Regions from separate parts of the Homo sapiens genome. Here region 2 is linked to region 1. Evidence: read pairs that join two places in POLR2A ChIA-PET (ENCODE). Cell type or tissue: A673. All regions are shown on one strand.

Region 1 (8,000 bases):
GGCCCGCCCCCATTACTGCTGTTGCTAGTGGCACTGGTAGGTGCGGCACTGGGCGGGGGTGAGCCAGGCGGGGCCGACAGGGGCTCGGGGGCCAGACCCGGCCTCATGCAGCTGCCGTTGAGCTCCTTGCTCTTGGCATGTGGGGCAGCGTTGCCCAGGGACTGCAGCGAGCAAGCTGAGCGCTGGTAGTCGCCCTCCAGGTGCGTGGCGGCCTGAAATGGGGGTTGGGGGGGGACATCGAAGCCGAAGCCATTGCTGCCAGGGTACGAGGAATAGCCTCCGAAGAGAGCAGCCGCGGCGTTGTCGTAGTAGGTGGCTTTCTGCATCGCTGGGTGAGGCCTGGGCAGTGGGTGGCAACTTGGAAAGGCCTGATACCCTCAGGACCGGACATTGGCAACCCTGGGGGTCACGTGACACGCCGGACCCCCCCCCCCCACCTCCCCTCTCTGCCCCCCTCCTCCGGGGTCTGTTCCAAGCGGCTGACCTGCGAGGCGAGAGAAGAGACACAAGGGGGAGAAGAGGACTGGGGCTCGAATCCATCTTAGGAACTGAAAAGGGAACTGACATCAATAGGGTTTTTTCTTTTCCCCTCCCCAACATCTCCAAAGCAGATGCTGAGAAAAAAAAGCCCACCAGTTTTCATTTCCACTAAAAAATAAAAAAATAAATAAAGACTATATGCCTTTCAAGACTGCCTAGATGTAGAATCTATGGCAAAGGCCATTGCTTCTCTCCTGCCTGTGCACTAGCCCCTGACCTCCCCTAGTCCCTCTCTCCCTATCTCTCCTCCCCAACTCTGGGATAGGATGGCTCAAGGGAGGGGACACTAGGAGACTCCAAAATAAAAGCATCATCAACACCCTCCTCTGAGCCCAGAGGCTTCTATGCTTCCAGCCTTTGCCTCCTTCCAAGTCGGTTTAGGTCTCTTGCCCAAGCAAAGTCTAGCCTGAAGGAAAACCAAAGGATCTCCTAAAAGAACAGGCAGGAGAAGCAAGTTCAGCAGAGAAGCTTCTCTTGTGAGGTATCCTCTCCACTTCCCACCACTCTCCCACCAGGAAGACAACAACAGCCTGACCTAGAAACTTCCTGATGATTTTTAACCTCAAGAGCCAGCTGAACCGAGACTCATCTGTCCATGGCCCTGCTGCAGGTACCACCACCTCCAGCCCTTGTCTTTGCTCAGCCAAACCTGGGATCGGGCAGCCAGTGGCCCTGTGGGGCCCCCACATGGAGCAGGATTGTTTCAATTTCCTGGGCCACGCCAGTTGGTGCTGTGACCATTTGGCCCAGGTCTCTCCCCGGACCTCTTTTTTTTTTTTTCATGAGACTTAATTTTTCCCACCCTTTCCTTCACCGTCTGTTTTCTTTGATTTCCCCCAAAGCAAATAAGAAACAAGAAGTTACAACTGCTAGACTTTTCTACTGAGACGGGGAAAGTGCTTTCCAAAAGAGAAAATTATTCCTGAGGAAAAAAAAATTAACAAAGCAATTTTAACAATATTATTCTCTAGGTTAGAAACAGAGGTATTCCTGTTGACTGAGGTTCCCTGAGGCAAAAAAAAAAAATCACTATTTTAATACAGCCTTTTAAAAGTGTGCCAGAAAAATAAAGATTCAAACTAACATAGGATTTTGTGTATTTGTTCTGAAACTTCTGACTGCATTTTTTTCCCTCCATCTCTCCCAACTCTTCACCATCACTTTTCATAAAACCTCCATACTGCCATGTGTGTTTGGAAAACTTTAATCTCATTCAGCCTAGCTGTTCAACTCCAAAGAAAACTAAACATAGGAAAATAAAATAAAAGGAGTGCAGGTGAAGAAAAGTCCCTCCCTCACATAAATCCCCTTCTTCATGGCACAGATTTATACTCAAAAGGGAATCAGTGTAACCCTGAGTTCCGATTGGTTTCTGGAAATACACATGGGTCTGCAAAGCAGCAGGTCCTTCCAGGGAGAACCAGAGTTCAATTGACCAGGCTGACCCAATCCCTTTATTATTATTACCATTAGCCTCTGCTGATTTAACCAAAATTAGCTTCCAAGCAGCCCTGGCTGAAGGGGGAATTAATTAACAGGCATTAGTTGTGGTTGTTATTAATAGAGAAGAGAATGAAATAAAAACGTTGGAGGGGGTTGGCTGGCTAGGCCCTGGCTTTATTTAGTCTGATTGTTACAGCAATAATAATGATGACGATGATGATGATAGTAATAATAATAAAACAATAATTTAACTAGATGCCTGGGGCCGAAATTCCTGCCGCTCCCCTTGCAATAAACCCCAAACCATCGCGGGACGGAGGCCAGGCGAGTGTGGAAAGCGAAGGAGCCAGAGACGCGATAGGAAAGAATGGAGACTCCGCCGGTGGTGCAGACAGGGCTGGGAAGGTTTGTGCACCCGGGTAGTCCCTGGCTGCTGCTGCCAGGCTGCCTCAGCCGGTCGCTGCTGCCGCGGCGACTGGCGACAAGCTACCAGCCACCTACGATGGCCCAAGGAGGCGAAGAAGAGCAAGCGATCAGGACACCAAAACGGTTATCGGAGGCAGGTTCCCAGCACACCAGCCGGCCGAGGGCCGAGCCCCGCGGGCGGCAGCAAGTTTTGGGAGCTGGAGGTAACCGAATTAAAAGGCGCCTTAGAAACTCCGCTTCGGGACTTTGCTCAGCAGGGCTCCGGGTTGGAGGGCGCCGAGGCCTGGCGGACGGGACAGTGGGAAGAGAGAAAGGTGCTAAGGGGACCCAAGATCTGGGATCCAGAACAAGAGGGGGTGGGGAACAACTCTACCAAGCCAAACAGATCTATTTCCCTTGCCTCCATGTTGGAAAAATTCAGGTTCCATATGGCTCCTCGGGAGGGAGGGAGGGAGACGGTGGCTGCCGGCTTCCCCCCAGGGTCTCGCTGGAGAAGGGAGATGAGCCCCCCGCAAGAACCCCACCTTGCCAAGCACACCCCAGGGAGAGCCAGGAGAGTAACAATAGCTGGGGAAGCCCCGAGAGAGGGGATAGGCCATCTTCCAGGACTTAAAAAAATTAATGGGAGAAAGAAAAATAACAAGAAAGGAAGACAGAGAAAGGTTGAGACTTTCTTAGCAGCCGCGGAGAAAATTCAGCCCTGGATCTGGCTGCTGAAAGAAAAGAGAGAGAGGAGAAAAGAGGAGAGAAGCAGGAAGAGAGAGGGGAGAGAGAGAGGGAGAGAGAGAGAGAGAGAGAGAGAGAGAGGGAGGGAGGGAGGGAGGGAGGGAGGGAGAGAGAGAGTCGCTGCGTGGAAGGAAGCTTAAAGCTTGTGAACTCTTCTTGAACCGAGATTGGAGTCATATGGGCCATAAATCATTGAGACATACTCTCCGCCATTCACAAACTGATAGCCTATTTCAGTCCAGCTTACCTTAGCCACCGACGAGGGGAGAACAGGCAGACATAATATATATTCACATCGAGCCCCAGAGCGAGCGGCAGGCGACAAATCTCCCCTCCTTGAAGGCAAAGGAAAAAAAGACCACTGTTTAAAGCTGCGTCGCCCCCCGCCCCCCCGCCCCCGCCCCGCAAAGCCACCCCGGCTGGGGAGCCCGAGGGGCAGACCGGCCAGAGGAGCCGCGCGGCGTCCGCTTCAATTCACTCGGCTTAGGAGCAGGGGTGCGCAGGAGGGAGGGGGTGGGGGAGCGGGAAAAAAAATAGAAGACCGAAAGGTGCCGGGCGGCTCAGCTCGCCAGAATCCAGCTCCGGGCTCCAGCAGGGCTAAGCCGCCACAGTGTGGTTGCCCTATAAGACTGGTACGCCCTACTCTCCGTAACAATGGCCTCTGCTTTTGCACAGGGAAAAAAAACCACACAGACACACACACACACTCACTCACACACAAGCTCACACCCCCCCACCTCTCCCCCTTTAGCAAGCTTAGATGCCTGATAAGGAGGGAAGGTGATGGTGGTGATGGGGAAGGGGGGAAATTTTAAAATACCCGCCTCCCCAAAAAAAGAGTAAGAAGAAAAGAAGGAGGGTTTTTTTTTTTTCCTTAAAGAACAGGTAAAAATTTAAATCTAGATTGGAGGGACAGGGAGGAAGAGGTGAGCAAAGGCAAGGAAGGGCGGTGAAGTTCACAGCTCCCCCCATACCCCACTAGTGAACTATTATGCTAATATGAGAAGTAGTATTTGGAGGCTGAGTCAAAGGCAGGCCTGGCCCGGGGGTGAGGGTGCCGGGTGCCCCTCTGCACTCATTCGCAATTGGAACACCAGGACTTTTTTAGAAAGTAGTTCTGGGTCTCCAACCCTCACACTCTGGCTCCCTCCTTCTGAGTCTCCAGCCCCGGCTTCTTCCCTCCACTACACCCTCTCTATTCCTCCCAAATCTCCCTCCAGTCTCCAGGCCCAGTCTCTAACCAAGGGAGAGGGAAAGACCAGAACTTAAAAAAAAAAAAAAAAAAAAAACACCCCTCCCCCTTTTTCTTTTTGAGAACAGACAACAAGCGGTGAGTGATGATTTTAAAAACTCTGAACATCTTGCAGGGGGAGGAGGGTTGAGAAAAGGGTGACAAAAGGAGGACTCTGTGTTTTAGTTTGAGCTCCAGACTGGCTGGCAGTAGACGGGCTGAAAGAACTTCATGGATAAGTTTCTGTTATGATTCTCACCTCCGAATAGGCAGAAGGGGCTAAGAGGTGATAAGGACATTTGTACTTCTAAGAAGAGAAGAACTAGCAGGGTCGCTTAATTTTAAATGCACTGGCAGAAGAGATGGAAGATGGTTATTATTATTATTCAGAACAACCCTGTTTGTTTCTCTCTGCCCTGCAAGATTTATGACTCTTGGCACAAGTGAGGAAGGCCACAAAAGCTAAAGTTTTCTTAGGGTGTGTTTGAGCAGGGCAGGAAAAGGCAAGGAGGAGGCCTGTAGGAGGAAGACAGGAGCCAAAAATGTAGGTGTCTGCAGATTTGGGACAGGGGGTGGGGAATAGTCATTCCGGGAGGAAGGAAAAGACAAAAAGAGCACCAGGACATTTCCCAAAGCAGGAGTGTTTGCAACTCTGCCTAACTGCTGACTCGGAGCTAGGGGATGAAATAGAAAGCTGACTCTTTTCTCTAAAGGCAGCTTGGAAAACTGGTCCTCTTAACTTCATGTAAGGCACTACCCTGTGATTTCCTGGTTAGAATACTTGGCTTTTGCCTTCTCCCATCTGGATGCACCAGAAGAGGGAACGGGACTGGGGACAACAAAGGTGAGAGTTGATTTCCAGCTTTTGTGTTCCCTCCAGCATAGGTTGGAGGTGTCTGGCAAAGCTTCCCTCATTCCCTCTCTCTCCCCACTCACAGGCTCTACTTTGGGATGAGATAGGGAGTGGCCCCTGGCCTCCAGCCCCTACTTCTTCCAGGCAAGGCTAAGTCAGGCCAGGTGATTTGGAGCAGCCGGTTTCCAGGGGCCCTGATAAACTGGGGGTACCTATGGCCTTCCTGCCCTCCAGCAACAGAAGCCACTTGCAGAGCCTCAGAATGTAATGTCCTGAGGACCCCACCTCCCACCTAGAAAGTTGACAGCTGGGGGGAAGCACGGGTTGGGGGACATGGGGATGGAGGGTGGGAGCTATTTTTCTGTGTTTATTAGCTATTATTCTGTGTTTATTAGTATTTTTCTGTGTTTATTAGTAGTATCAAGAAAATAAAACATCCAAGTCAGACCTAGACTTGGGGCTCAAGCCAGCCTGGAACCCCAAAGAGACCTGTTAGGGGTGCCTGAGCATGTGGCTGCAAAAAGTCTGTCCTGAGATCTCTACACTCTGGTTAGAGACCTACAGGGTCAGACCCCATGTAACTTTGAGCTTGGTGGGTCAGGGACTCAGGCCAGGGAGGCTTCCAGAGGCTTAAAGAAACCAGTACCTTTGGGGTTTTTTTTTCTATCACTCCCCCAAATAAAAAAAAAGCCAAGAATGTACCTCAAAACCTCTGCTGTCCTAGCTGTTACTATCATTGGGTTAGAGAAGGTCATTGTAAAACTGAGAGAAGAGGAGAACCTGATCGCTTTTGGGACTGCGCAGCTTTGCCTCTAGGAATAACACGAGAGTCCAGAAGGCACCCAGGCAGCCTCGGGCCGGCTGCAGGAGAAGCGGGCCTGGAGCTGAGCTGGGAGTGGAGGAGTGTTCCAGAGACAACAGCAGACCCCTCCCTTCCCCAAGCCTCCTCAACTCTTTGTGGTCCCTCGGGCTACAGAAGGCAGTGGGGCATAGTGGGGTGGGAGTGAAAAAGAGGACCGAGAAGCAAGAAAATGAACCTGGAGAAAATCTCAGAGGACATATACCCCCAAATGCGGTAGGAGATGGAGTGGGGGCTTCTTAATTCTGGAGTACAGAGCCCATTTGGAATACTTGGGAGGCAATTAGATCCCAGTTTAGTTTCTGTCTTGCCTTTTTTCTTCCATTCTCAGAGGTCTCTGGCGAGCAGGCGGGCTGCCCTCTGATTAGGGCTGGGAGGCTGGAGGACGGAGGGTGGAACAGGCACCCCTAAGGGCCCCTGTTTGGACTGAGGTGTTGCTGCTAGCCAGGGGATTTTCAAACTTCAGGGGATAAAGGCTGGTAGTGAGGAGTTTGAGCAGGGAACTTGGGGTGGGGGACGCCAGAGCAGGCTGAGGGAAGACTTTGGGGTCTGGGAAAAGAGAAGCAGGAGAAGGGCTTATCATCCCTGAGAGTGAAGCCATGATTTCGGAACAGACTGGAGATACAGAAGAGGGAACAATTTCTTCTTGGATTTGGGAGGGAAACCTGGAAAACTGTGTGTGTGTGCCCATGTGTGTAGGGTGTGTGTGTGTGTGAGAGAGAGAGAGAGAGAAAGGAGGAGAAAGAGAAATTGAAAAAGAGGAAAATTGAGTAAGAGACAGAGACACTAGCATAAACTAATGAAGTAAAAAAATAATAAGGGTAAAGATTAGAGAAAATGCCCTTCTTCACAGACATCTTTTCCTCTTCCATTCCGTTTCTTCAGAGCCAGAGCACTCGCTCTGGCACTTCTCTCCCCCACCCCACTGGGTACCCAGTATCAGGCGACGGGAGCACTTTAAACCCTCTGGAACAATCAAGGGCTACCCGCCCTTCTAGACCTCGGCGGCGGGATCGTGCCTGTTTCTCTCCTCCCCCAAAAATGCATCAACTAGCAAACAAAAATTCTCTCAATAAGGGCATACTGGTTGGCTCTTTTAAAACCAATTTCTGATCTCAGACTTGGGGCAGTCAAGGATCCTGCCCCTGGCTCAATCCACACAAAATTTGCCTGGCCCAAAGGCTAGCTTGGGAGCTAGGACCTGTAAGCCTGGGGCGAGATGTTTGGCGATGTGTTTCTTCCTGGCCCTGTCTGGGTTCCCAGTCCCACACTGTTTTCCAGCTTCACTGCCCAACTTTGTAGCCCTAGAAAAGTGGTGTAAAGGTCACACACTCACCCGAATCTCCATTTTCCCCTAAGTATTAACGAAGATTTCAAAGCTGGGAGTTGTAAAGTGGGAATTGCTAATGAAGAAGGCTCTTGGCATTTGGATCCCCATCTCCAGCTCTCCAATAAGCCAGAGCAGGAGGGAACAAAGGGGCACCCGGAAGGGAGAAGAGGAGACTCGCATAGACACTGCTCAGCAATAGTGGGGATCAAAAGAAGAAAAAGGTCGCTGCAGTGGAAGAAGAAAAATCCAAGCTGTACTTTTTCCCCACCCCACGTGTGGGGGCGCTGCCCTCTCCCCAGCTGAGCCTGTGAAGGGGTGGCAGGACAAAAAGGGCAGCCACAAGGGTCTGCGAAGTCCACTCGATGACCACGGAGGCCGCCTGAACATGCTAATGAGGGGATGGCGGTGCTGCCAGCGAGTTGGGAGCCTCAGGCAGGTGGGCTCCTTGGTGGTGATAGATCCCAATCTGAATCAGGGCTCCCGCCTCACCTAGAAGCTCAGCCTTAGCCTGGCAAACCCCACCCCCAGCAAGTGTTGAGACAAAGGTGGGCAGAGCAGAGAAGGCAGAGGAAGGGAGGCTGCAAATCCTGGG
Region 2 (8,000 bases), 490 kb before region 1:
TCCTCCTCATCCCCCGCACGATGGCCGACCAGCAGGCCCGGCGGCAGGAGAGGAAGCCAAAGGACCGGAGAAAGTGAGCCTGGGGAAGAAGGGGGTTTGAAGCCCACCAAGACCGAAACTGGAGAAGGGCTGGACCTGGACCTGGACCTGGACCTACAGCGGGGACTTAAATGCCTTCTTATCCAATATATCTTCTCAGATGGGATGACTGCGGGTCAGTGTACAGGAAGAGGCAGGCACTGGCTGGCTCAGCTCCACTCGGGTGGAGTGGAAGTGGCCAGACCATTTAGACGGACAGGGTCCTCACCCTACCCCTTTCCTGTGAGGCAGGGGTGGTGGTGGAGTTGCTGGAGGTAGAGGAGCTATGTGGAGCAAAGGCCGACAGAGGGGAAGGAATGGACCTGTGAGAGGAAGGGAAGGTGGCAGAAAGTCTCATTTCAGGAAGGAGGGATAGAAGGAAGGAAGGAAGGAACCCCCCCCCCCCCGAAAAAAAAATCAAAGCGGGAAGAAAATCAGAGGGAAGGTTAAGGTTGGCTCTGGCCAGGATTCCAGGCAGCAGGTTGGAGTGACTGGTGGGCCTAGATCACTGGTGTGATAAACCCCAATTTTCACCCCGGGGGGGGTGGGGTACACAGACACAGGGTGGGGGTGGGGAGGGACGGTGTTAACTCTTTCTGCTCCTTGCATTTTGACATCCCTGAAGGGGAGCTCTTGGATATCATTGGCCATGTTTCAATCGAATGGAGCCACTGGGCCCCAACACTGGCTTTGAGATTTAGAGTCAAAGGGTAGAGTGAACAGGAAAGGGTCACGTGGTCCCATGTTGCAACAGCCCCAACATCACGCATGTCATTCACTGCCTTGCCACTCCATCTCCCTCCGTGCTCCAGCCACCCCTGAGCTGAGGCTCCCATTGTCTCCATCAGAGCCTGCATGTGTATGCCGTCCTCCCCTGGTCCGGTGTTTGTGTTCCCCACCCCTCACAGACTGCCTGAGCTCTTCTGTAAGCTGGGGTAGGGTGATGGCAGTGCTCCGGGAACTGGGCCTGCAGCCTTCCTCTTCTGGGACTGCTGTGAGGCAGAGGAATGATGGAGAATCTAGTGTAGCAGCCTCCAGGCAGGATTCAGCACAACACTGGGGAGTCACCCTTCCCTCGGGCCTCTGCCTACCAACAACTGGGCTTATCACTGGGAAAACACAAAAAATTACACAACCCAGCAACAACAAAAGAACTAGTCCTCTTAGAATTTCTTGCGCTTTGATTTTTTTAGGGCTTGTGCCCTGTTTCACTTATAGGGTCTAGAATGCTTGTGTTGAGTAAAAAGGAGATGCCCAATATTCAAAGCTGCTAAATGTTCTCTTTGCCATAAAGACTCCGTGTAACTGTGTGAACACTTGGGATTTTTCTCCTCTGTCCCGAGGTCGTCGTCTGCTTTCTTTTTTGGGTTTCTTTCTAGAAGATTGAGAAGTGCATATGACAGGCTGAGAGCACCTCCCCAAACACACAAGCTCTCAGCCACAGGCAGCTTCTCCACAGCCCCAGCTTCGCACAGGCTCCTGGAGGGCTGCCTGGGGGAGGCAGACATGGGAGTGCCAAGGTGGCCAGATGGTTCCAGGACTACAATGTCTTTATTTTTAACTGTTTGCCACTGCTGCCCTCACCCCTGCCCGGCTCTGGAGTACCGTCTGCCCCAGACAAGTGGGAGTGAAATGGGGGTGGGGGGAAGCACTGATTCCCAGTTAGGGGGTGCCTAACTGAGCAGTAGGGATAGAAGGTGTGAACCTGGGAGTGCTTTTATAAATTATTTTCCTTGTAGATTTTATTTTTAATTTATCTCTGTGACCTGCCAGGGAGAGGGGAGAGAGAGAGAGATGCTGTTGAGCACATGACAAAATAAAATAAAATGGATGATTCATTCTTAAGTGCACTTTTTCCCCACTTTGAATTTAAATTGAGAATAAAGGAAATGGACTCATTGTAGGGAGGACTGGCCATTGCGTGGCTAAGGCAGAGCTCACATGGGAAGATGGGTGGAGAACTGGGGAGGTTGACAGTGGGGAACTTCAAAAGGCAAGTCTTAAATATTGTATTAAACCTTGGGGGCAGGCATTAGACACCATGTACTTCATAGGGTTAGCCAGCTCAATCCTCTCAGGAAGGATTCGGAGTTTTTTTATTCTCATACAGCTAGGATAGGTGGAGGTGTCATTTAACCCAGCTCTTTACCTGTCCACCTGCTACAAACTACATTTTTAAACTCAACTGTGCTGTTATTTTTCTATTGGCCTCACCTGCCAAAGGGGTGCAGAGAATTGGAGTGTAGTTATGATGTTGAAAACCTGAGAAATCCATGGCAGCGACTAACATGTGACAAGCACTACTGTGTTAAGCAGGAGCAGGGCCACTAAAGAGAAGCAGGAGGCCAAGGTTTAGGACACTGGGAAACCTCCCCAGCTGAGGGGGCTAGAATCTGCTTTCCCTCAAACTGCTCAACTACCCGCCCTGTGAAGAGCTGTAATGTGTGAAGGTCTCTGGGATGCTGGAACTTCCACATGCCCATGTTAGGGCAGGTGTTTAGTAGATGCTGGAAGAATGAACACTCACTCAGCAGTCTTTTTATTGGCAGGGTCTTGCTTTGTCTCCCAGGCTGGAGTGCAGTGACGTGATCTCGGCTCACTGCAACTGCCACTGGGCTCAAGCCATCTTCCCACCTCCGCCTCCTGAATAGCTGGGACTACAGGCGCACGCCACCACGCCTAGGTAATTTTTGTAGAGACAAGCTTTCGCTATATTGCCCAGGCTGGTCTCAAACTCCTGGCATCAAGTGATCCGCCTGCCTCAGCCTCCCAAAGTGCTGGGATTATAGGCGTGAGCCATTGCACCTGGCTTCTGTGAGATTATTGGGCAGGGTTTAGGAGTGGAAGCTATGATCCTCTTAATGGAAGCTGTGATCTCAAACTCCTGGATACCACCCTGTAACCTGGTTCAGCTCAGTCCTTTAGTGATACTACTTCAGTAATGTTTACAATTCAGTAGAATTGTAAGAATAATGATGGTTTCTTATGTTTCAGTTTATAAGAGCCTCTCCACAACTCCCCAGTCTCCAGTTGGAAAGGTTTGGTCATATCAAACAAGAACTCTTTCCTAATTCAGAATTGACTAAAGTCTGTAAGCCAGATAAAACCAAGATACGTAAAGGGGTGAAAAAACCAAGACTAAAAATTAGTTTGAGGCCTGGTGCGGTGGCTCACGCCTATAATCCCAGCACTTTGGGAGGCCGAGGCAGATGGATCACCTGAGGTCAGGAGTTCAAACACGAGCCTAACCAACATGGTAAAACCGTCTCTACTAAAAATACAAAAACTAGGCGGGTGTGGTGGCGGGCGCCTGTAATCCCAGCTACTCAGAGACTGAGGCAGGAGAATCGCTTGAACCCGGGAGGCAGAGGTTTCAGTGAGCCAAGAGCGCGCCATTGCACTCCAGCCTGGACAACAAGAGCAAAACTTCCATCTCAAAAAAAAAAAAGGTTTCAAAAACACATACCAATACTTTAAGAAATACAAATTATATATAGAAGGGTAAACTGTGAGAAGTAAAATTAAGTTTTAATATTCTTGTACCCTTCCTAGAAATGTATGTACAGTCATGTGTTAACGGCCAACATATATTCTGAGAAATGCCTCATTAGACAATTTTGTCATAGTGTACTTACACAAACTTAAATGGTAGTGCCTACTACACACCTAGCCTATGTGCCATATAGCCTATTGCTCCTAGGCTACAAACCTGTACAGCATGTTGCCATACTGAATACTATAGGCAGCTGAAGTACAGTGATAAGTACTTGTGTATCTAAACCTAGAAAAGGCACAATATAGGCTGGGTGCAGTAGCTCAACGCCTGTACTCGCAACAAGACTGTGCAACTGCACTCCAGCCTGGGTGAAAGAGTGAGACCCTGTCTCAAAAAAAAAAAAAATACAGTATAAATAGGGTATTATAATCTTATCAGACCATAATCATATACATGATCTGTCACTCATGAAATATGCAGCACATGACTGTATATGTATTTTTGTTCAGTAATTACACTGTAACTTTTACCTTATTTTGCAACTTTTTTTTAACTTAAAAGACTTAAGAGATTTGAAAAATTCTTCTTAATCCCATTGCTAGTGTTGTCCCTGGTCTGAGTAAGAATATTTTTGTTGGCCAGGCATGGTGGCTCACGCCTGTAATCCTGGCACTTTGGGAGGCTGAGGCAGGTGGATCACGAGGTCAGGAGTTCAAGACCAGGAGTTCGAGACCAGCCTGACCAACATGGTGAAACCCCATCTCTACTAAAAATACAAAAATTAGCCGGGCATGGTGGCACGTGCCTGTAATCCTAGCTACTCAGGAGGCTGAGGCAGGAGAATGGCTTGAACCCGGGAGGCGGAGGTTGCAGTGAGCCAAGATCATGCCATTGCACTCCAGCCTGTGTGACAAAGCGAGACTCTGTCTCAAAAAAAAAGGAGTATTTTTGTTAGCAGCCCCTCCCCCTTAGAGATATGTACAGTTTTGTCTAGGATCGTGCTGATTAGCTGGGGCATGGGGCCAAGTTGGTCAGCACTGCTGTGGGGCTGACCTCTTTCTGCTGGCAGGTAGAGTGGGTGTTCCAGCCTCTTTCTGGCAGGAAGATAGGAGGACTGAAGTAAGGCCTGTGGAAGGGCTGCTACCACTAGCCATCTACCTAAGGCAGGAAGTGAGAAGATGTCCTAAGCCGAACAGGACTTAGGCTTAACAAAGGACCAAACTCTTCAGGGTGACTGACTTGGGTGGGTGTGGGAAAGCTTACTTTGTCTTGACTTCAGCAGTTGCAGGCTTCATTCAAACTGATTTTTTTCTCACATCTTACTCATGTTAAGGAGATGGAAATAGGCCCATATTTTCAACCTCTGCCCTGCATAGATCTCACCAATGAAGGTGGGGCTGTTTCAGTATCAATAAAAATAGCATAGTGAACTATAGAGGGAAAATCGTGATCTAGAGACATGCTTCAGTGTCATCAAGACTGGCCTCCATAGCTGACATTTCCCCACCTTTACTGGGGAAAGCTGAGTAATAATTAGTCCAACAGTCTGGTGAACAGGGAGGTACTTTTCATAGAGCCCTGTCAAGCTGGCCTCATCCCTGCTTTTATAACCCCCAGCTAAACCAAACCTTGCTGCCCCTCTTCACGTTTGCTTGGTAAACAGTTCCTTGTGGAAAAAAACAACATCCCCACTATCCTCAAGTCCGCCACCTACCTCATCCTGTAGGCACTGACCAAGAGCAACAACTTTAGAAGCTCACGCTAAATATAGTTTAGGGCACACCATGGTGAACAGGTGGACAGCAAGAAGCCTGTTTCCATATTGGTGTACCATATGTATACAAACACAGGTACTAGATTGGTGTCTGCTTCTGAGTCATTTTCCCAGCCAAGTATAGAAATTTTGTAGCAAAACCCATGTGCTTCATGATCATGAGTAGTTAAGCCTTGTTTTTCTATCAAAGATCCCCGTTAAGTGAAAGGGACCCACAAACCTTCAACTTGTCATTTTGTCAATATACCAAAAATAACCTTTCTTTTTACCTTTACTGTATTACACAGAAGTCAATCATCTTCCTTGCCTCCCGCTCTGAACTTTGGAGTGGAGAATGAGCCATTTGGGGACTATGGGGAAACTTACCACTATGTGTGAAACTTTACAAGTTCTAGTCCTTGTTCTGTTCAGTTCGTGTCTGCCTGAATTAGCCGAGAAACAGAATTTAGTACACGTATTGTCTCTGGAGTAGTGTGAGAATCTGGTACCTTGCAGAAGAGGGCTGTTTTCAAAAATTAGCTGGATAGAAGTCTTTGTCTTCCCTTTTGAATACACCATACCAACAAAGGTCTTAAAGCTGTTTTTTTTTTTTTTTGAGACGGAGTCTTGCCCTGTCACCCAGGCTGGAGTGTAGTGGCGCAATCTTGGCTCACTGCAAGCTCCGCCTTCTGGGTTCACGCCATTCTCCTGCCTCAGCCTGCCAAGTAGCTGGGACTACAGGCGCCCGCCACTGCGCCCAGCTAATTTTTTTGTATTTTTAGTAGAGATGGGGTTTCACCATGTTAGCCAGGATGGTCTTGATCTCCTGACCTCATGATCCGCCCGCCTTGGCCTCCCAAAGTGATGGGATTACAGGCGTGAGCCATCGCGCCCAGCCTGCTGTTTTGGTTTTTTTTTTGGAGACAGGATCTAGCTTTGTCACCCACGCTGGAGTGCAGTGGCGCGATCTTGGCTCACTGTAATACTGCCTCTAGGCTCAAGCTATTCTCCCACCTCAGCCTCCTGGTAGCTGGCATACAGGCGTGCATCACCATGCCCGGCTAATTTTTGTATTTTGGGTTTCGCCATGTTGTCCAGTCTGGTCTTGAACTCCTGAGTTCAAGCGATCTGTCCGCCTCAGCCTCCAAAGTGCTGGGATTACAGGTGTGAGCCACTGCGCCCAGTCCTAAAGCTGCTTCTTTTCCAGCCTAACTTAAACTGCAGAATGGAGATAGGTTGCACAGTATTTTTTACTTAATTCTAGATGCTCTTCAACTAAGGAAACAAAAAATCTAGTTCACCTGGGGAGAGGTGGAGAATAGACCAAGGAGTTGGCATTCTGCCTTTTGTGTCAAACACAAGTGTAACTGGGGTAATAACAGTTGACTTGAACTTTCCAATTCTCAATTAGGGGCTGAAGCAGTAATTGAAATGGGCTAGTGTCCCAAAGCCAGGCGTCAAAGTTGCCCAGCCTGACCCTAACTATGCAAATAGCAAAAAGGGCAGGCTTGGTCAAAGTCAACTAGGATTTAAAAATCCATTTGGGGTAAACAGTGGCTTTGGTACTATCACAAACCACCATACAAACCAACAAGGTCACAAGGCAGACCCAATTGTGCTGCTGGTATATTGTAAAACAGGTTATTTAATACAACCAAAAACTACAGAAGCTGAATTGTCAGCACCTATTCTAAACTTGATATTTAGCCTTCCCTCACTTTTGCCACTTCATTAGCCTAAGAAAAAAAAAACAAAACAAAAAGCCTTTAAAAGGCACTGCTCTGCTTGCCCCCACAAAGGAGGGCCAACTGTGCTTTTCATCCCAGCAGGATGGTTTTATTTCACATTTCATTTGTTTTCAACATTCAGTAGTTTATTCAACAGTCAACAGGAAACTTACAAGGCCAAGGTCAATTAAGTCATCCATAAGAGAAACAAGTAACTTTAAACTTCACACACTAGATAGGAAAGCAGTAACTTTTGGGGAAAAAACCTCAGTGCTGGACATCGTCAAAACAAGGTGATGTGCAGATCCACAGATTGACAAGTTGTCTTGGGATCTTAAGCTCTCCTCTATCAAACTCCTGTAATCCCACACCAAAACACTAGGATGCCTCTCCCTGATCATTGTTTCCTAGTGCTGAAAGCCAAGACTCCTTTATTAAGTTGAACGCTAATACTGAGCCTGGACTTAGTTCAGTTCTATCAGCTTTAAATTATAAATAAGAACATATCTTCATCAGAAGACCCAACTTGCACATTAATCCAAGCTATCATTTTCCCTTTTACTATGAGAAATAATTGCTTTATAATGCAGATTCCCAATGCCACAGTCCATAAAGATGTGCCAAGCACACAGACAAACCCCAAATGGCGCAAGTTTAACATCAAATTGAGCCAAGTCTATGGCCACCACAGAATTGAGAGTTCTGGAATATAAGGTCATATCTGAAAACAGGTATTTAAAAATTTAATTAGGCAAGGTGCAGTGGCTTACACCTGTAATTCTAACACTTTGGGAGGCAGAGACAGGAGGACTGCTTGAGCCCAGGAGTTCGAGACCAGCCTGGGCAACACAGTGAGACCCCATCTCTACTAAGTTAAAAAAAAAAAAAAGAAAAAAAGAATTAGCTGGGCATTATGGCACACACCTGTAGTCCCAGCTCAGGAGGC

What was found. ChIA-PET counts read pairs that join two places held together with the same protein. Peaks named below come from ENCODE experiments on the same cell type or tissue, not always from the same donor. Only the 100,000 strongest peaks of a DNase experiment are listed, where the experiment ranks them.
Region 2: POLR2A ChIA-PET joins it to region 1 with 5 read pairs; 2 of 35 experiments call an interaction of 5 or more read pairs at or near these places.

Annotation. Positions count from the first base shown.
Region 1 is chr17:48,552,149-48,560,148 of GRCh38, forward strand. HOXB3 (homeobox B3) reads right to left here. Exons shown (of 5, transcript NM_001384749.1): 3 at 3,383-3,470; 4 at 1-484. The coding sequence starts at 326. HOXB-AS2 (HOXB cluster antisense RNA 2) reads left to right here and starts at 4,009. Exons shown (of 2, transcript NR_046610.1): 1 at 4,009-5,210; 2 at 7,438-8,000. RefSeq lists an enhancer at 1-667. In A673, no CTCF peak of the experiment used is centred here; DNase peaks (open chromatin) are centred at 2,827, 3,303, 3,723 and 4,823; H3K4me3 peaks cover 1,949 bases; H3K27ac peaks cover 2,921 bases.
Region 2 is chr17:48,059,565-48,067,564 of GRCh38, forward strand. It overlaps NFE2L1 (NFE2 like bZIP transcription factor 1), which reads left to right. Exons shown (of 6, transcript NM_003204.3): 6 at 1-1,981. The coding sequence ends at 77. Among named protein-coding and RNA genes, the nearest start is that of NFE2L1, 15 kb to the left of the region's middle. In A673, no CTCF peak of the experiment used is centred here; no DNase peak of the experiment used is centred here; H3K27ac peaks cover 1,713 bases.